Regions from separate parts of the Mus musculus genome. Here region 1 is linked to region 2. Evidence: chromatin loops called from intact Hi-C (ENCODE). Cell type or tissue: left cerebral cortex. All regions are shown on one strand. Each heading gives the region's core, and the rest is flanking DNA. Links, peaks and the distances in the headings are about the cores only.

Evidence for each region. Hi-C counts contacts between places; a loop is a spot of excess contacts. Peaks named below come from ENCODE experiments on the same cell type or tissue, not always from the same donor. Only the 100,000 strongest peaks of a DNase experiment are listed, where the experiment ranks them.
Region 1: it touches region 2 in a loop (6-fold over the local background); 14 of 42 quality-filtered maps call a loop at or near these places.

What each region holds. Positions count from the first base shown.
Region 1 is chr15:58,337,273-58,347,620 of GRCm38, forward strand. It overlaps Anxa13 (annexin A13), which reads right to left. Exons shown (of 8, transcript NM_027211.2): 7 at 7,653-7,763; 8 at 4,192-4,721. The coding sequence ends at 4,602. Among named protein-coding and RNA genes, the nearest start is that of Klhl38, 18 kb to the left of the region's middle. In left cerebral cortex, for the core only: no CTCF peak of the experiment used is centred there; DNase peaks (open chromatin) are centred at 4,151, 4,777, 6,210, 6,690 and 2 more places; H3K27ac peaks cover 2,429 bases.
Region 2 is chr15:58,210,642-58,220,824 of GRCm38, forward strand. Fbxo32 (F-box protein 32) reads right to left here and starts at 4,251. Exons shown (of 9, transcript NM_026346.3): 1 at 3,855-4,251. The coding sequence starts at 3,970. In left cerebral cortex, for the core only: CTCF peaks have their summits at 4,720 and 4,924; DNase peaks (open chromatin) are centred at 991, 2,037, 2,848, 3,383 and 3 more places; H3K4me3 peaks cover 3,474 bases; H3K27ac peaks cover 3,515 bases.

The DNA.
Region 1 (10,348 bases), core at 1,673-9,672, 130 kb after region 2:
CAGGCAGTAAAAAAAAAAAATTAATACTGGGTTGGGTTTGGAGTTTGGATAATTAGTGTTGTCCAATTTGGTTGGTGAGTCATATTACCCTGGTCCACATTACGCCTCCCTGTGAAGAATGATTCAAAATCAGTACTTGTTTTCTAGTTTGGAGCCTAAAAATGCCTCATCTCTTTTGTCCTGAGGTGTCTGTATTCTCAGCAATCCAAATGTGACACTGGATACCAAATATTACTAAGTGGCAAAGTGACCCCTAAACTCATTGAAGCTGACAAAGATTGGCACCTGATCGTATGGATGCTCCACATAAATCAATAACTCTTATCATCCAGGTGCTCACAAAACAGATGGTTCCTCCCAGCTCTGGGTTTGTTTTGGTGGAAAGAGGCTCAGTCCACTCCAGAAGCGTAAACTGTCCAGGGTTTGGCCTGAGTTTGAGCTTTCCTGATTTCTCCAGTGTGTACTATGTCTCTGATTCCCTGTGCCTTCTGTGTGGAGTCAGTATTGATTGACCAGGTTTTGAATTCCTGGGGTTGGTTACTTTACAAACAAAAGATATCAACGTCTTTACTTTTGTTACAAAGAAGCCACGAAACCTTCTCTTCAGAGCCTACGGTCAGTAATCCCTTAGGCATATGGGGATGGACTCTGAGGACCACCCAGCAACTCACCCCTCCATCCTTTCTGTTACAAATTCTGATGTCCACAAATAAAATAGTGCACCATTCATTTAATCCACGCAAATGAAATGTATCATTGCACATTGGCTCCTCTGTTTGTGCGCATGTGTTCAGCTATACTGATTGTTGATGTGCTTCCCCAAACCTCACGTATGAGAGTCTTGATCCGTAATATGGATTTATAACCTGTTAGGATTTTTAAAATGTGAAAGATGATTGGGTCAAAGGGGTCGTCTGCCTTGTAAAGACTAAGGCTTCTTCTCATGAGAAGTCCTAGGTGACCAGATTGCTGTAAGCGAGCCTGGCATCTCTCTTATCTCTTGGCTCAAGCATGTATAACCCTCCTGTGGTGACCACTTTCCCTTCTGTGTCTCTGCTTTGTTGTGATGCAGTCCTACCACACTTATCTTGTTCCACAGTCCTATTGCACTTCTCAGGTTCCTACAGAGTCCTGCGTACTCACACAACGACTTGAACTAAGTCAAAAGAAATCCTGACACCGGAAATGGAAACAGTTTGTGGCAATGGCAGGACACCATGGATGCCCTCAGTCCTTATTACTTACTCTATTGCTATTATGACCGCCTCCTCTCTTGCCCCATTGTGTTGCTTTCTAGAGTCAGCATTTGCATCCTAGCAAGAACCATGGGCATTGACCATAGCTGAAGACATCCTATAAATGCACTTAACAGAAACACAAATGGATTCTGCTCTCTTTATGCCTACATGTGTATCATGCATACACATGTGTACAGACTGAAATGCGTGGGACTGCAAGTGTAAATACTCAGCAATAAGGCCTGATCTGCAGCATCCACCAGTTCCCATGCTGTAAATATCACAGCCTGCTTCAAGGTGCTGTCATGACATCATGGAATATGAGTCGGGAACAATAAGCAACAGTACATCAGCATGTAGGGTTTCCACCTCTCAAACACAGTGGGTGAAATGGGGCGAGGGGTAGGCACGCATGGAAGGACTACCTGGAACCCTCAAAGCTATTGAAAGGAATTTGCAGTGCAAGGCTAATGTTCCCAGAGCTGATGGTGAGACTCCTTAGTTCTTTGGGGTGTATGTCTATTTGGTTTGCCCAGGCTAGACTCCCAGATTACTTACCCACAATGCCTCAAGAATCTCACTGGGGCAAGTAGCCGTGCAGAGTGTCATCAGAGCCTTGCTGGAGGAAATGCATGTTGGGATAGCATAGGCTTGGAGGAATGAGCTATTGGCTTGTAACACTGGAAGTAGGCTTTGATGTAATCCTTGGAGGTCTCCTCTATCTGTGAATCATGCCCCTCAAACAAGGCTAATTCTGGCCCAGTCTCTTTTTAATCCACTCTTTTGTTTTCCTGTCCTTGCTGAGTTCAGAGCCCAAGGATGGGTTGCTTTGCTTTTGTTTGGTGACACATAGATTTCATATGTTATGTTACTAGACTTGGTCCTGGTTTTAAAAAAAAAACATTTTATGTGTAAAAGCTCAGCTTTGACAATGACTGTTAGGTATGTAGCAGTGTTCACAGAACTCCATAACTTGTGGGTCACCATTTTCTAATTACTAAAAAGGACATACTGTAAGACCCCCGATGCTGGGCCACCGCTCAAGTCCCGGGATGAGCTGGCCAACACCCCAACATCTCGAGAGAAAACCACACCTGATGCAAACTGCAAGAGGTTTCGTGCAGGGCAGGGGAGTTCAACCCTGTGAGCCGAGCGGTGACAGTAGGGGGCTTTTAACAGCTAGCTGAGGAGTTGGGAGGAGTTGGGAGGAGAGTTGGGAGGAGTTGGGAGGAGTTGGGAGGAGAGTTGGCTACAGCTCCTTTCTGGTGAGGGGGGGGAGTGAGCTGCAGCCTCCTCTCCGGCGTCTATCTCCATGTCTTCGGCACAGGAAGGCAGGCATCTCTGGTTGTACAGTATAGAAACAAAAAAGACTTTTTGCTGGCTATAGAGAACAAAGAGCTTCTTTCTAGCTATATTTTTAAAGATCAGGGAAAACAAGCTTGGGGAACATCCAGGGGCTTCACCTTCCAGGGAGAAACGCTCTAAGTCGGGGTCTCACACATACCATGGCAAGACATCTATCCTTGCACTGAACATTTGGGCTATTTGCTATAATACTATCCAAATGATTCCCAAAGATCTACACATGATCATGTTCTTTGTTCATGTAGCTATCACGAATGACCGCCAGTGTTCAAAACATAGAGCCCTACCTTGGGAGAACATCCATTGCTCCTGGGGTCAAAATATAAACTGAGCGATATAGCCTTGCTAGCCTGTCCTCTCCATAATGCCCATGTCTCAAATCATTTGTCCATTACTGTTTCTTGGCCTCTCAACCTACTAGGGGCCACAGCCCTGAAGAAGATGTCAGTAGTTCCTCGCTAGGGATGGGCCTCCTGCGCTTCTACCCTACCTGTGCTGGAGAGCTGACTGCCTTGATCACGTGTGGATCTTACACAGGCAACCGTAACTGCTACGAGCTCATGAGCTCAATGTTATGCCACGTTTGGAAGACGCTGTTCTGCCACAGTGGCCTTTAGTCTTTCCTTCTCCCTGTCTGGGATGTTCCCTGAGCCCCGATGGGAGGAGGTGTGATACAGATAACCCGTTTACATCTGAGCACTCTGTAGACATGCATTCTCTGCACTTTGACTCTTTAGTGTACTGACAACGTTCCACGCACTGATGGAGACATCTCATTTCAAGACTGGCTTGGAAAGATACTACATTAGAAGCAGCCCACATTCTGGTGACTTTTGTGTCAGTGGAGCCCACCATAGTAAACGGAAGAAGAAGCAACGAATGACTACTGACTCATTCTCACACACATCCTGCAAGCCACATTTCTGAGAAACCTGGTCAGCCATCCAGCTTGTGAGAGGAATCCTTACTGTGTTGCTTACAAATGGATTTTAGTCAGGTTACTTAATATCTTCTACTCATCATCAGAGGTCACATGAACCTTGTAGGGTTATGAATTCAGTATAAAACTGTGGTACTCAGCAGTGCCAGGTGCAGATCTCATCTAGGACAGAATAGTTATGGTGGCTTGCCTGAGGTGTCCAAGTTAACTTGATAGTCTCTGAATGACTCCATGTGACTACAAGACCAGAGATTTTATTATTGCAGAATCAATACACCTGAGAGACAGGGCATTGACGGTAATCCCATTGGCACTGTGCTTAGCCTAACTGTATGTAAAAATCGGAAGACTCAGGCAAGCCACATGTGTAGAGAAACAAGAAAACTCAATAGAACAAGGCACAGTTAGTGAGTTTTACATCTCATTGCATTTCACATAGGAAGGCTGTCTCTTTTCTCGATGCAGGTCTTGACTGCCATCCTCGGTGATTGTTAATAAATGTTCGCAATCTCCCAGTTCATTTGGATTTCACAAGGTCTCTACTTCCCAGGCAAGAACCCAAGTTCATCAAGCCAATTTGGCAAAGCCGCTGATGGAGGCATAAACCATAACTGTAATTAACAGAAAGGCTTTGAAACTGAGCACACAGAAGGGGAAATGAGCAAACCGTTTAATCTTGTCTTTACGCCGCATTAGCCATTTAACCTCTGCTTTGGCTCTGTACATCTGGGAGGCATATAATTTTCTAAACATTTTATTATAAATGTTCGGGTTCTTCCCCCCACCAACTGCTGATTCCATTTGTGCTTAGAAAGCATTCGCTTCAAATGCTAAAGGGAGACTGGAAGGCAGGCAGTTCAGGTTCCTGCTAAGCCAGCATTCAAGGTGAACTGTTCAAGCCCTTGGAGGAGGCTGCTCCCGACTTCGACAATTTAGCCTTGGGGCTCCTTTTAAATCCATGAATAAACAATCCAGGGGGTGAAGGGTTTTCACCCATTTCCAAATTTGATTTGTTCCGAGGAAGAATCCTGCTATGGGGGTTTCTCCTCAGGCTTGGATCAGTGCAAGAGAGCTACCAGCAGTTTCCGGAAGTCCCCAGAGGTATCTGAGTGAACCATGTCAGAGAGAGACTTCTGATACTTCTCCTGGAACTTGGCCTTTATCCCCTGCAGGTCCACCTGTGGGAAGGATGACGACAACTACGTAGGTGACAGCATCCATGGTACGTGCGTTGTAAATGGCAAACACTCTCCTACGCCACCATACTCATTAATTATATCTTTAAACAGCCATCAGGAGCTAGGCTGGCATTATATTTACATTTGGAGGATAAGAAAAAGAAAGCCTACTTTAGCTCCCTAAAAATATGTGTTTCTTTATGTGTGTATGTATACACTTACTCATGCACATATTCCATTCAAATTTTATTTATGGGAGCTAAAATTTAAACTGCATACTTTTTAAAGTTTTAAAAAATGGCTTATTTATTTTTATTTTGTGTATACTAGTGTTTTGACTGCTTGCACATGTGTGTGAGGGTGTCAGATCCCCTGGAACTGGAGTTACAGAGATTTGTAAGCTGCCATGTGGGTGCTGAGAATTAAATCTGGGTCCTTTGGAAGAACAGCCAGGGCTCTTAACCTCTGAGCCTCCTAAACTGCATATATTTTCATTGTTACAAAACATTTTTCTTTTGAATGTCTTATAGGTGTTTGAAAAGGAGTCATTCTGGGCCACAGAGCTATATACAAACAGGTAGGTGGTTTTCCAAATCATAGTTTGACAGTGTTTGGTAGAAGGTAAGATGATTTTCCAGAGGTTTAAAATTAAGCATGGGGGGCTGGGGAGCTGGGGAGCCGGGGGGCCAGGGAGCTGGCTCAGCCATTAAGAACACTGACTGCTCTTCCAGAAGACCCAGTTTGATTTTCAGCACCCACATGGCAGCTCATAACTGTATCTGCAGTTCCAGATAGACACCCAAGGAATCCAATGCCCTCTTCCTGGGCATCAAGCATACATGTTGCATGGATTGATATACAGGCAAAACACCCACACACATTAAATTATATATATATTAAAAAGAAATGATTTCTTCCTTGTACCACATCAGGAGGAATAATGGTTCCAGTTATCACATTTCAAACTGATCACCATTTGTAGGACTTCTTCTGAGTCTAATTCATAGAAAGCTTAAGAACTCGGGGCAGAAGGGACATGGGGAGGAAAACAGACAAAACATTGTCCTGCTTCAGCCTCTTTCAGCTGCAAAGAGGAGAGCTACACCAGAAAAAAAAAAACAAAAAAAAAAAAAACAAAAACAAAACAAAACAAAAAAAAACCTTCCAGACTGGACAAAACAAGTCTTATAGAGAAACAAAGTTTAGTTTTCTGTTTGGTTTTGATTTTGGTTTTGGTTTGAGCTCTGCCTTGCACAGCAGGCCTAGAAACCATAGAGAAGCATCAGGCTCCCCTTCTCCTGTGTGTGGTTGTACTGAGAAAGAGAAGAGCGAAAGGTAGGAGAGGGTCAGGGAGTAAGGAGTTGTTTGCTGTGGATACTGCTCTCCATCAAGAGACTACTGGAGGACAGATGCTGCCCTGCTGGGCGTCCTCTGGCTGGCTGGATGCCCAGCCCTGGGGGAGGGGCAGGATGGAGCAGCTGGCATTTTTTTCTAGTCCAAGTGGAAGATTAGAGGATCCCCTAAACATATATGTGCTGGGCCCAAAGCGGTTCAGAGAGACTGACCACATATGGAGATGACCCACACTCACATGTGGTCCGTTTGGAGATGGAATTGAACATGGAATGCTGACAACCCATCTGATGGGACCCAATCTCTCACAGGGTCTATAGAACTCTGCTGCTCTCAAGAGTTCCCTGGAACTTCAGCAGGGGCTGAGTGGCTGAGAGCTGGAGAGACAAAGAAGGCAGAGCACCTGAAGGGAGGGAGAGAGACTCAGAACTGAGGAGAGAAAGCAAACTCTAGCAGAATAGCAAAGAAGCTGCTCACATGAATAAGGGGGGCATGGAGGAGGGGGAGAAATTCCAGGCACAGAAATAAAAAAACGAAAGAACTGCCTTGCTGCTGTGAAGCTATATTTAAGAACAACGTCAGCTGTTAAGCGCTTGTCGAAAGGCATGGGTCAGAATTTGGGTTGGTACCGCTCCCTCTCCACTGAACACTTTTTAAAAAAGATGTCTGTGGTTTTCAGCTGCTTGACTCCTTTCATTTCGCCAAGGCTTCTGCCACAGCAGCGGGGACAAGCCTGCCACTTCCCCTTCACCTCACTTCTGCTCACCAAGGCCTGACAGCCCCAGGCGCTCTCTGTGACACTTGCTTGCTGGCTGCTTCCAAGTTTCTGCCTACTCCGGCCCTTCTCTTTCCAAGACTCACATTCTTCTCTGAGAGGGGGTGCAGACTGCTCCTTAGGGAGCAAAAGAAGCCCCAGTCTTTTTATATATGAAGTACTAGTATTTGCATTGGAGCTCATAAGCAGATATTCAGTATTCTCTGTGCTGTTAAGTTTGGGTGAGGAAAGATAGTAATTTGAAAAAAAATAAGTGTCTAAAATAGCTCTTTGAGAGGGTCTGGATTGGAAAAAAAGAAGCCAAGAAACTGTTTTGTTGAAATTTTAGTTGGGGGGTGGGGTTGATTTTTTTTTGTTTGTTTGTTTGTTTTGTTATTCTGAAAAAAACTCATCCTTGTAAGGTGTGCTCCGTTAGATAAAGAGAGTGAGGAAGTCACTTGTGTCCTATCTCTGCTTGCTGCGGGGTGACCCCTTTCCAAGGCTCTGGATTGTTTTCCTTAAAATAGAGCTGGGTGTAGCTGTGCTACCTCGGAACAGCTCCAGCAGTTCCTCTTTACTGCGCCACCAGCTCTCTGGAGCCACCGATGACAAGAATAGAAGCAGCTCTCAGTATTGTATCTTAATAAAAGACAAGGAGAAGGCTGAAGTAGAGTCCAATGTGGTCTGCATATTCTGGGAAGGGAAGGGCTGTCTTTGTCTTACGGGGTTTTGAGAAATAGTCCAACGACAACAACAGTAACCAATGACATCAGTGGGAGGAAAAGATGTTGGAGTCCCCTTTTTTAGAGTCAAGTGTTTCTTACCTCTGCTCTGGTCACAATGATGCGAATTAATGTCTCCTCATCTGTCCCCATACCCTTCATGGCCTTGTATAGTAGGTCAGCAAAATAGCCCTCAAGGTCCTGGGCACATCTCACTAGGAGGGAGGGAAAAGGAGGATGTGAAATGTTCTCATAGTTTGTGGGACAACACAGGGAACCTGCACAGGCACAGCATGTCCCAGCTACTTGTGGGACTTCTGGACTTGACAGGCAGAGGTTTGGAAGGATCTGACTTTTTAACTGTTGTGAAATGAGATCTAGAAGGTTCTCTGGGTCAGTATAGTATGCCTCTCCAACCAGAGCTGAGTTGAAACCACTGCAGAATGAGAATAGCCTGTATTCTCTACAAGGCCTGGGGGAGGAGTGTGGGTCCTCCTTGCGCTCATATTGTCATATTGTAGAGGTATGGAGTCTCACTCATGGGCATAGATGATGCTACCCAGTGGAACCTCCAGGGCTAGAGCAGGGCTCCATGGGAACACTGCTTGGCCAGTAGTCTTCCATAATAGAACCTCATATGGAGGTTTGCTCAGCTGGACCACACCCTGCTTTCTTGTGTTCTGCAACCTCTACACCCTTTGTTTTCCTTGCTACATTTGTTTGGATACCTTCTGCATTACCATCTGCAGGTCCCCAGCATCCTTCATCTTGTATATGGGACAAAGATGCTTGACCCTACTGATAAAGATCCCTTCTCTGTGTTGTTGCTATGAACTACTTTCTGGCCCTCCCTTTGCCTGCTGTCTTTGCTCTGTTTACAAGCTGACGAAGTTTGGTGTGTGCTCATCAACCTGGCAACTGGGTAGACAACTGGGTTTCCCCCACACTGAGGAAAGTCAGCACTCCCAGCCGCTTCTTCCAGGCTCATAGGCATTCACTCTATAAATGCTGAAAAGGAATGAACCATTTACTTGTTAGGTTGTTGACTGTTTCCTAGAAAGCCTACTGATATTACTTTTTTTAATTTGGGTTTTATTTGAGATAGGGGTTTATTCCATAGCCCAGGCTAGCCTCAAACTCAACCAATCCCCCTGCCTCAGACAAGAGTTACAGTGCTAGAATTACAACAGTTTTTCAGTGTTAGCAATAGTAATAAATTCAACTTAAGTGTGTGACGGGAACCTTCATCTCTACCAGAGCAGGGCTTTCATTTCCAAGGTCACTGTCTGTGTGGCTGATGTTTCTGAGCACGGAAGAGGAGCAGAACCCAGGTCAGGAGCCAGTCTCCCCCTTTTTTTTTTCAGGCCATACAGCCACTATTTGTCAGTCGAGGGTCAGGTGTGTCATCTCTCTATCCCCAAACTCCTGGTTTGAGGTGGGTAGGAAACCCCATGCTATCATAGCAAGTGTGTAGTTGAGACTCATTGTGGTCCTCAGGCTGTATGACCTTCTGGCTTCCACAAAGTTTTCCTATGACACACAGCACTGATGGATGTCCAAAGGCCAGCTCCCTTTCAGTAGCAAGTAGCAGGGATCCCTCAGAAGGTTGGGCCAGGATAGCTAGGGGATATCTGTTCACGCTGAGTGGACACTGTGGCAGCTATGGCTTATCACCATCCCCTGATCTTCTTGCCTTCAAGGAGTGGGGCTTCGCAAACTTTACTAAGCATAAGACCATCACAGGGAGCTTGCAATGGTGGCTATCCAGGCTCTGTCCCACTTCTGGTTTCTTTGTGGTAAACCTGGGCTAGGTCCAGGAAAAGCTTTTGAGGCAAGATGGTTCATGGGCTCCATTGAAGAAATGCTCATGGTGGTGATCATGTGACCTCAGCCCCTATAGATCTGAGGGGTGAGGTGATGTCTTTATGAGGTAAGTGGAGTAGGGTTGGGGATATCTAGGAAACACAGCCATGAAGCCATTTCTTTGTGAGGTTGACTCTCAGAGTCTTTTCTAAGCACTTTACCATTGAAACTGTGAGTCTAATTGGCTCCTGTGTTTCACGGCTCCAAACTCCAGAGCCTGGCTTGTCCCTTCTCCTAATCATATGTCTGTTTTCTGTCTTCACTGTTGCTTAATATATTGGTGTGTGTGTGTGTTCTTTGTTGACATTCAGCTCCTTATGAGAAAGACCTGTGTCTTTCATGCCTCTGATCCTACACTGAACACAACTCTGGGCTAGGCAGGTACTAGGAAAACACTGTCATTGAATGGTAGCACTGGTGTTCTCTGATTGTGCTCTGAGGTCTTCCTGGTCCTCGTGTCACAGTACAGGAAAAGGTCTGGACTCTCAGAACAACAAGTCAGTGGATAGGTCCTTCATGAAGCCTGGAGGACAGCTGTCCACACAGGGCTCATGTGTGTTCCGTGTGGGGCATGGGTAGTGTGGGTAACATTTAGAGTTCTGTACGTCAAATCGATGTTTGCTAATTTGAATGTGAAATGAGCATAGACGAGAAAAGGTCAACTGCTGGCATTGTTTAAAATAAAACAGCGAGGACAAAGCATCCTCCGAACCCCACAAAGGGCTTTGGCAGCAGAAGCACATAGTTTAGGTTCCAGAGCTGCTTGTTTGGGTCTTTTTCTTTCGAGGGGACATGTCCCTCCATTCCTGTGCCATTTGCGATGGTTCCCTGAACTCCCTACCACAGCAAAGCGGACAATGGACAATGTCTTCATTCCATAGACTTGCAAAAGGGAAAAAGGGGCATGCCAGACATGGACTCGTGCCCATCTCTCT
Region 2 (10,183 bases), core at 1-8,000:
CATTGATGCCGAGTGTAGAAAAGTTTTAAGCGCAGGGAAAACCCTATACGTCTCATTTTATATTAGGGTTTGAAATCCGGAGGCTGGGGAGCGGGGCTGTAAAGTTTACTTGTATTGTCTACTTATGTTTTCTTTTAAGCAATAATATATTCAGTGGCTATTTTGAGACTCCAGTTATGTCTCGTTCCAGGAAATGCAAAAATCAATGGAAAATTACAGCTCAAAAATTTCACAAGAAAAACAACCACAATTTACAAATCATGGCACACACACACACACACACACACACACACACACACATATATAAAAGTATTTAAAATAAGCAAAACCATTTCAAGGAGGCTGGTTTCCTCCACCAAATAAAAGAATAGTTGAGGAGTTGCTACTTTGTAACTCCTTCTTACTAATCTTGATGTTTACAGGCCAAGAATAAGGAAAAAGCCCTCCCCCACCCAACACCCACAACACCCACATCATCAAACACAGACAAAATACTATAAGGCAATTGTAGAAGAAGTGGAAAGTTTTCAAAGGAAGACAATAAGTAGGAAAACTGGTGCACAGACAGAGGAGGGCATGGGAAACAAGAGGTTTATTTCTTACTTCATTTGTAATTAAGAAAAAACACTTAAAACCATTTCCTGACCCAAAGCAGTTATTATTTAGCCCTGATTATGTCCAGTGAGATTTTTGATGCTCAAAGTCATATCTAGGTTGCCAAACTTGAAAAGGCTACTTCCTGGATTGCTTTGGGGAAACAGACTAGCGCAGGAGGCTTATTACAATAGTGCTCTGCACAGGGTTAAGTGCTTGTAAAAATATCTCTATTATTTTTCTTCAAGGTATCAAGGCCAACTTCCTCCTTCCTGGGCCAGCCTTAGCAACACACAGTATGTAACTCTGGAACGGGCGTTTAACAGCAGAAGTGCAGGCTTGGAGAAGAGAGCTGAGATTACTCATCTTGGAGTTGGGGCGGGGCAGGGGTGGTTGGGGAGGAGGCAGTGTTGGTCACCTCAACCATCACTTCCTTGAAGCATTCTTGGATGGCCCCAGCTTGTACAGTGTTCCTTCCTTGAAATCCTAGTTGTGCCTCACAAACCAACAGTCTCAACTTTTTGTTTGCTTTCGGAGATAGGGCTTCTCTGTGTAGCCCTGGCTGTCTTGGAACTTGCTCTGAGGACCAGGCTGGCCTTGAACTCAGATCCACCCCCCTCTCTCTGTCTCTGTGCCTCTGTTCTGGGATAAAAGGTGTGTACCATCACAGCTGGGCTCAGATGCAACTTTTTAAAGGGTCAGCTTTAAGCTTATCTAAATTCTTCTATGATCTCAGGAGGTTATTTGGCTATTCGGAGACTGCAACATTTGGCTGTTGGAGGGCAGGGCCCTCGACCACAGAGACAATGGCCAGCAGAGTCTATTTAACAGGTGTACTGTGCAGACAAGCCATGGCTTAAACAATAACCCCGAGAGAGTATGCCTTTATTCTTTACTCTTGCTGGGCAACTTTCAGGATTGTCCGTGGAATTAGAGAAGCCTCAATAGTTCAGTTTACAGTTCACCCACCCTCTTTTATAAAGGACCTGCCTTCTGTTTTCTTAGAACAAGAGAGGGCATTCAAGCTCACCTGTGCAGCCAGGCACTGGGCCCAAACCTTACATCACAGGAAAACCAAGACGGAAAACAGCGAGATACCCGAGATCACAAACCCAGACTCAGAAGGCCACTGCTTTTAAGAAGTTGGCAGACTCTTCTGCTGTGGAAGGAGGGGATTGTTTATGGTTGCTGGGGGAAAAAAATACCCTGCAAACAGTCAGCTGCTCTGCTGAGAGGCAGATGACCAAACCATTCCTCAACTGTGACTCAGCAAAGGACCACAGGTGGCCAGTGTATTGATCACTGCTGAGACCATGATGACTGAGAGTGACTGCTTCAGCTCCCAGGTGTGACCCACAAGAAAAGAAAGCGGATCAGGAAGGGACAAAAGGACAGGGTTTTGTTTTGTTTTCTGTATAGCCCTGGCTGTCCCAAAACTCAACTCTGTAGACCAGTCCTAGGCCTCAGACTCAGAGATCCAGCTGCCTCTGTCTCCCAAGTACTGGGATTAAAGGCGTGCGCCACCACCGGGCCTCAGAGGCAGATTTAACTTCTTCAGATATTTTGGAATAGGGAGAGTGAGGTGTCCTATTTCTGTCTCATGGAGCAAGGATGGAGTGAGCATCCAGATGAGATGGGGTCTCTCCAGTTTAGTTCCCAGCCTGCTGAAACACAGCGGGCTGTTATCCTATTTTACTAGGGGAAGTCAAGATAATGCAGTGGGCTGGACCCCTGCTGCGTCATCCTGGAAAGAAGCTAAGCTTTTTATACAGAAACAAAGAGCTGGGATGTTAGATTCAGGCTCCGAAGATGGATGGTTCCAAGGAGGAGAACGCTTCTGGTGCACCCCCTTCTCACTTAGTTGAGGAAAAAGTATTAGGTATAACCGTTAACTTCATTCGCTGGGAAACAGTCAGGTGACAATGGTTGGTAATTTATCTGATTTTCTGTGAGTAAGAGTTCTTTAGAGTGTTCTAAACTCCCCTGGGACTTGCAAAAAAAAAAAAAGGACCTAACACAAGGCTAATATATTTGATTCTCCTGGAAGGCCCTAAGTTCAGGGAACTGTTTCACCTCATTAGGAGACAAAGGGAATTCAAGCATTACAAATCACAAACAAATGGGAGGCCCTGGAGGTCCCACTGGTTTCTTGATAATTAATTACCAAACCTTTATTCAAGCAACCATTGGCAAATCTCACTCAGCGTCACCTGGCACACTCACAAAAGTCTCTGTTGAAGTCAGCTTAGGGATGCAGGTTGTGTGTGTGTGTGTGTGTGTGTGTGTGTGTGTGTTAATCAAAGGACAGTGGGAGGAGAGAGCACCGAAAGGTGACTTCAACTGCACCAGCGCCTCCAAACAAACTTCTGTCGGTTCCTCAGGTGTCTCAGGGAGTCAGCTGTCCAGGCTGGGGATTGATTCTTGACCTGATACTCTATGAGTGGGCACTTGTTCTGACCTCAGATTTCACTAGACAGCGGAGCTCAGGTGAAACTTCAAGTCTGGGTGGTCTTTCTGCAGCGGGCAGGCACCACTAAGGATGGGAGTGTGCTCACGGTATAAAGACCGAAAGGGCCACGGAGGAAACAGGTGCAAGTGTCTGGTCCTTCCTGAAGCAGAGCACTGTTCTTGCATTTCTTCCCTGCCTCCCTCCGCAGCCCCTAAGCGTTACCACAACGACCCACTCCGCAAGCTGTCCCGGGGCCCATCGGCTGCCCCTCCCAGTCACTTTTTTTTTTTCTCGGCCCACTCAGCCGTCGACTGCGCGTGGGAAGAGCCTTCAAGCACTCATGGCAGGGCCCGTCATCCGGCTTGTGACTACTACCGCTCTTGTACTCTTGGGGTCCTGTCATAGGACAGTGAAAGGCAAACAGCCAAGTCGCTAGCACCCACTTAAAACAGTGACTGCAATTGCGGGATCTAAAGGAAGAGTCCATGAGTTGTGCGCCTGTGTTCAAGTGTTTAGGGACATAATCCCCTATTGCCAGATTGAGGGATCCTGGGTTCTGTATGGGATCTTTTCTGCTGGGAGACACTGTCCTTGATCAGGAGGAGACACTAAATTACCCATCTCTCGGGTTCTGGCGACCTTTACCGAAATCCCGGCACCTCACTCCTGTCCCTTCAGTCGGAAGCCCCCTCTTTATTCTGGCCCAGACCTGCTTGCCCTCCTTCACCTGCCCCTGAGGTGTGCACTTCCCCCTCGTCCCCGACCAGCTAAAATCAGTTTTGTGGGGCTGGAAGTCGGCGAATGTCCTCACCTGCTGAGGTCGCTCACGAAGCTGCCGCTTTTCTCATCCAAGAAGCGCTTCCAGCCGTCCGCCGTCTTCACCCAGCTCTGGCCCGGGGACCGCCAGTCCTGCCCAAGGAACGGCATGGTACAGAGCGCGGACGCGACCGACGGACGGGACGGATTGACAGCCAGGAACCGGCCTGGCTTGCCCAGGGTATGCGGCGCGTTGGGAAGATGCTGGGGAACGACGCAGGCGGCGACCGGGACAAGAGTGGGTCAACTAGTGTGGAGGGCTGCGGATCCTGGGTGGGCGCGGGGATCCTTGCACTCACAGGGGCGCAGGCGTTGGGGAAGGTCGCCTCCTGACTCTGGGAATGCTGAGCGGCTGCCCGAGCGCAGTATTTATCCCGGGCCGCTGCCCCGTCTCTTTGTTGCCGGAAGAGCCGCCTGCTCTTAGCCCGCCCCCCCCCCCCCGCGCCCCGAGGCCACGTGGCTTTGTTTATAGGCTCGCCTTGTTTTCCGAGGCGCCCGCGGCTCTCGCTCTGCTCGCAGTTGCACAACCTTGCGTCCGTGGAAACTTGAAGCCGCATGGCCAGGCCAGATGTCCCGCTGACCCTCGGTGCCCTGGCACCTCTGCACCTCCCCTACTCCCCCATCAGGCGTAGCTGTCGCCACCAAGATCCTGGTCTTGCACTCGGCACTAGGTCCCCTCTACGGGTCCCGGACAAGCAGGGTGTAGCAAGGAAGCCTAGAGAGTTGGGAACTGTCAGTCCCAGAGGGTCTGGAAGCTGCGGGACCGATCTTTGCAGGCAGATCAGCCTTGGGGGAGGCCAGAACGTCTGGGGACGGGTAGGGGTGCATTCTTTGAACCTCTCTTACTGCCAGTACCGACTCCAGGCGCCAGGGTGTGCTAAGTGAAAGAGGGGACCCAGTGCGGTAGGGGCGGGGAGGGACTACCCCCACTCCTTCCGCCTTAAAGCTGTCATTTGATGCGTTTGCTGTCAAGCTCGACTACCCCAGTGGCAAAGGAAGGGGAAAGAAGAGGCCCCCGCAGCGTCCGGACCCCATGGCGTTGAAGTGAAGAGCTGAGACAGTCTTGGGTCCCACTCTGAGGGACTCTGGGCAAGCAGCGCTGGCGTCGAGGCGCCTGGCTCAGAACAAAGCCTCCAGGGTCGTGGAGTCAGGAAGGAGTCTCAGGCTACACTCGCTGCTCCAGTGCCCCAGGGTTGGGCTTTTTTGGCTGTGGAACCACAGGAACCCTTCTTTCTCTTCCTTTACGCAGAGTTCAATTCCTGGTGTTCTCTGATTTCTAGCTATAAAGTCCTCCTGGGTTTCACGGCCGCTTCAGAAAGGGAAGAGAGTCTGTTAAGAGCTTATCTCTCCTAACACGAGGGGGTGGCCAGTCTGTTTTTCAGGTGAAAGGCTGTGGGGTCCTCAGAGAGGGTTAAGTCCGTGATTACCTAGGGTCTTATGCTACTTCTCAACTCAGAGCGATCCTCCCTGTTATGCAGAACATAACTCCCTTTTAGTCTAGAGACATCTCAGCCCAGTGCCTTACCACCAGGCACAGAATTGGCCATTCATAACCATCCCATCTTCCTCCATCCTCTGAGAGAGTGTGCATTTGTGTGCCCGCGGTGGGCAGAGGTCAATGTCAGGTGTCTTCCTTGCTCACGTTTGTCCCTATTTATCTTTGGGTCAGACTCACTGAGCCTGGAGCTCTCTATTGTCTGTACTGGCAGGCCGATGAACCTCTGATTCTTTGGATTTTGTCTCCCAGCACCAGGATAAAGATATAGGTGCTTTAATGGGTTGGTTTGTTTGTTTGTTTGCATGGGTGCTGGGGGTCTGAGCTCAGGTCCTCAAGACTGTTCATCAAGCACTGTGTCCATGGAGACACTGTTAATCGTGATTTGCACGGGGAGGGGGTGGGCAATTCTACCACGTTGAGGCAAATTTGAAGCAAGCTTTAATTAAATACTGACCAGGATAAATTTTGGTCAGGACCACTCTCTGGAATTCCCAGCGTGGCGGCCCCTAGACATGTTTTACAGAGGCTTTGAAGGCCATTGTATTTTCCCAGGTGGCTTTGATATTTTCCAAGGACTACAACTCCCAGCATTCTAAGGAATTACCTAGTCCTTGTTCTTTGGCCGGTGGGGCTTGCAGGTTAATTTTTGGGTCTTATGATATCTCTCTACCAAATCAACTCACCAGTCTCTCCATAGGCAATTCTTGTGTGAATAAGTGACTACTGCTTTAGGGTGACTTCTGGCCTCCCATCATTACTAGTCAGACCTGGGAAGTCACATTCATCTGGACCTACGGTGGCACTGGGCAGAAGCAGAGAAATAAAAGCATGCTAGAGAATTAGCTTCCAGTTCTTTTCTTCCACAGCCCTGCCTCTGTAGCCAGTGGCAGTGTCTCTTCTACTGTGCCTTGAGGCTGGATAGGCCGAGGAACCGAGTGTGTCTTGTGGGTTCTGTGTTGCAAGGGGGAAGGAGATGTTTTTAATAAAGTCTGTCTTCAAGTAGCCAGGATTTTCTGAGTTTGGTTTCCCACCATAAATAATTTATTAGTGCAGCAATAATAAAAATGGCTTGTAAAAGGCCCGCAGAAGATCCCAAACAAATGTTAAAACACCAACCAGGCTAAGAGATGAGGCAATGCTGGGGCTGAGCTTTTTGGGGGGAGAGCTGATATCGGCAAGAGAATACAATTAAGGGATGCAGTTATTAAAGATGTAGGGGGCTCCTTCCAGGGAGAAACCACAGGGGTCCAGAAGACAGAGGATTTGAGTCCAATTCTACGAAAGCAGCTTGCGCTTTGGTGGATGAACAGCAAGAGGCTCCGGGTACTCAAGGCGATGTTGTCGGAGGCAGAGATGCCGGCCTTTCAGATCATTTAGAAAGTGAAGTAGTTGGGGGCTATTAGTGCCGTTTTTTCTCTTCCCTCTTTGTAGTAGGTATATGTAGCTACACTTTCGACCTGGCAACTTGCAGAGGAGTAGAGGACGCCTTGGGTAAATGTGTAAAGAGCAGATGAAATCTGAGTACATACTTTTGACATGTTGACAGGTATGCCCTGGGTCCAAGTGCATTAGACCCCTGGGAGTGGCAAAGCCGTCTCCAAATTTGACTCAGGAAATTGGCAAAATCTTGTTTGTTTGTTTGTTTGTTTATGTGCTGTGTAACAGTTTCCTCCAAGATTAAAACATTTCATCCTGCAGGGAAGGTTTTTTGTTTTGTTTTGTTTTGTTTTGTATTGTTTTGTTTTGTTTTTTGTTTTTTTTTTTGGAGGGAGGTGAGCAACTCAAACCAGTTTTAGGAAGTTCCTAAAACTGACTAGATTCATTAGGCTCCTCCCTGCCAGTAAGCAATAAAGACGACTGAGTGTTAGCCTCAGAGATAGCAAGTTGCAAAGGAGATAGTCAGCCAAGCTGTAAAAAAAAAAAAACAAAACAAAACAAAACAAAACAAAAAAAAACAAAACTCTGAGACCAGACCAGCTGCCAGGAAAAAGCACAGACCACCTACTGGCCTGGAGAAGGGTTAGATCAGAGCCTCTTGGAAGGTATGCTCTCCATCCACCATGCTGAGCTGCCTATAGACTGTGCAGTGTGCTCCAGGTTCCCATCTTGTGAGCTGTCACCCATGGTGGGGTGGGCCCTGGTGATGCAGCTGTCTCGGAGTCATTTCTGCTCCTGGAAGTAAGTAACCCCTCACCCATATTCCTGTAAGTTACCCTGAAAACACTTGTCGATTTACCAAGCTGGACTTTGGTGGTATCTGTACTTTGGTCTATCAGGAGTTCTCTGTCTAGGGTGAGTAGACATGGATAGTGTCTCCCCAGGAAAAGTTTTGTTACATGTCACTATGGCCCACGAATGATTGTTTATGAATGATTGGCCAGTGTGTATAAAAACTAGCAGCCACAGCTCCCTCCTGTGATGACTGTAGCCTGAGACTCCTCGCCTACAGAGACCTTCCACCGAGACTAGGTAAACCTGCCCCTAGCTTGTATACAATCGGCCTGCCTCCATGATTTAGGTGTATAAAGTTAAGGCTGAGTTCCTGGGCTGCTCCCGTTGTTGATGTATGAGTGCGTGCATGGTCCAGCCCACCCAATCCCAGAGTTTCTGTGCCTATGCCTGTATAGCCTTTCTCCATTCTCTTATCGTCCCTGTTAGGTTTCCAGAACCAAAGCCACAAAGCCGTGGCAGCATCTGGGTGAGCAATATGTACCATCTATGTTATTGGTCATATGACTTGCTGGGGCCAGGAAATCCTAGGACCTATGGTGAGGGCAGAGGTTACTTGCCTGCAGGCTTGAGTGTTCCTGTTTGCTACCCATCCATACCCTGGCTAGTCAGTCATCTTTGAACTCTTGAGTGGCACCAGATGTCCCGGGATGTGACACATGAAACCGGTATCTCCGTCATCCTACGTATATTAGCGAGAAATTAATGTTTCTTTTAGAATGCTGCTGAGCTTTGTCCCACAATATCATCTCAGTAGATGGCTGTCAGCAAGAATTAGGTGGCTGAAATTGGTGCAAGTTTTTTTTTTTTTTAAATCTCTAAAATTCAGACAAAAGTAAAGCAATCAAGTTTTTCTCCTCCCTCCTTTCTTTCCTCCCATCCTCCTTCTCTTCCTCCCTCCTTCCTTTCCTTTTTCTCCATCCCACTTCCCTCCTTCTCTCCCTCATTCCTTCCTTCCTTTCTGGCTAAGAACTCATCTTCAGAAGCCTCAGTGTTTGTCTTGAGTCCTTCAACTTTCTCTTTTAAACAAACATTTTAAACTTACGAGTGTGTGTGTGTGTGTGTGTGTGTGTGTATGTGTGTGTGTGAGAGAGAGAGAGAGAGAGAGAGAGAGAGAGAGAGAGAGAGAGAGAGAGAGAGAGATTGTATGCCATGTGTGTGTGTGTTTTCTGGAAGGGTCCAGAAGGACATGTTATATCCCTTGGAACTAGAGTTACAGACAGTTGTGGTGTGGGTACTGACTGGGAACTTAACTCAGGTCTTCTGCAAGAACAGGCTGTGCTCTTAACCTCAGAGCTATCTCTCTAGCCTCAATCTTACTCTTTCTTTAAAAAGTATGTGTGTGTGTGTGTGTGTGTGTGTGTGTGTGTGTGTACTATCAAGCTTCAACTCAGACTACTTTGAAAAATGTAGTCCCGCTGCTTTAGATTTCCTCTGCTATCAAAAATCTAACTGGCCCCTTCCTCAAAGACAGGTTTCAGTTAAGAAGGCTTGCGATGCTGGGCCCTTGACGATGGCTAACTTGTTGGGCTGTGTCTGGTTGCAGCTTGGCTGCCTTCACCTTTGATGCTGGCTATACTGTGCAGGGGCTGACTGACTGGCAGCTGTCTTCTAGCTTCAGCAGGACAGAGCTATGGATGCCGCAGCGTTAGGCTGATGATACAGAGGTGGATGCGTTCTTGGAGGCTCTCACCAGGCACAGTCCTGAAGCCAGAACTTGGCATCACCACAGTACCTGCCATGATGCACGACGCATGGCTGGCAGCCAATTAACAAGTCAACAGCTGTTGGCCTGACCTGGAAGGCTGTTCTTTCCATGGCTTCCACCTGTGGTCATTTTTATCAGGGACACTGGGACCCCGAAGCTACCTGTTTCTAACAAAGGTGTCTTATGAATGAATTGGTGAAAAGAAGGGAGGTTGTTAAAGGTGGCTTCTTAGAGAAACCCATGTGAATGTGCTGTCCTGCCAATGGCCGACGCTGGCCACCATGAAGACAGTGCAGAATATTTTGCCAACCCTGTCCTTCGTAGTCCTTGCAAACCTGCGGATCTAGGATGAACAGATCCAGTTGATTGGTTTGTTTTTCTCCCCCCAAAGCTTTTGTGGAGTGACTTCTCACTGAATTGCAATGGTATTTTGTCTTTTTTTTTTTCTGTAGTCTCTGTTTCTGAAAGGGTTTTTTTTTTTTTTAATGTGAAAAATACTTATCAGCCAATGCTGTAAGTTAAAAATAACTTGCTGGTTGGGGTGGGGTAGGGACAAGAAACCACCGGATCTGTTCGAGTTAGTGACTTTTACAGAGATGAGCCGCGTGAGCTCAGGGTATTAAGCCTGACCTGCTGGCGGTGTCGCAGGAATGTATGGTTAATGTCACAACAATTTGCATATGGCCTTACAGCCCGTCAGTCTAGGGCGGGGCACCCTTAAAGCAGTGTGAAATCCTTCTTCGGAGTGTATTTTAGCAGGGCTGGCCAGCCGTGAGTTATTTTGGAGGCTTTGGCGGCTGTAAGCCTCGCCAACTAAACTCACGTCAGTCAGACATATGTCACTGAAAATATCCTCATTACTTTAATGAGGATCACTTGGCATCCCTCA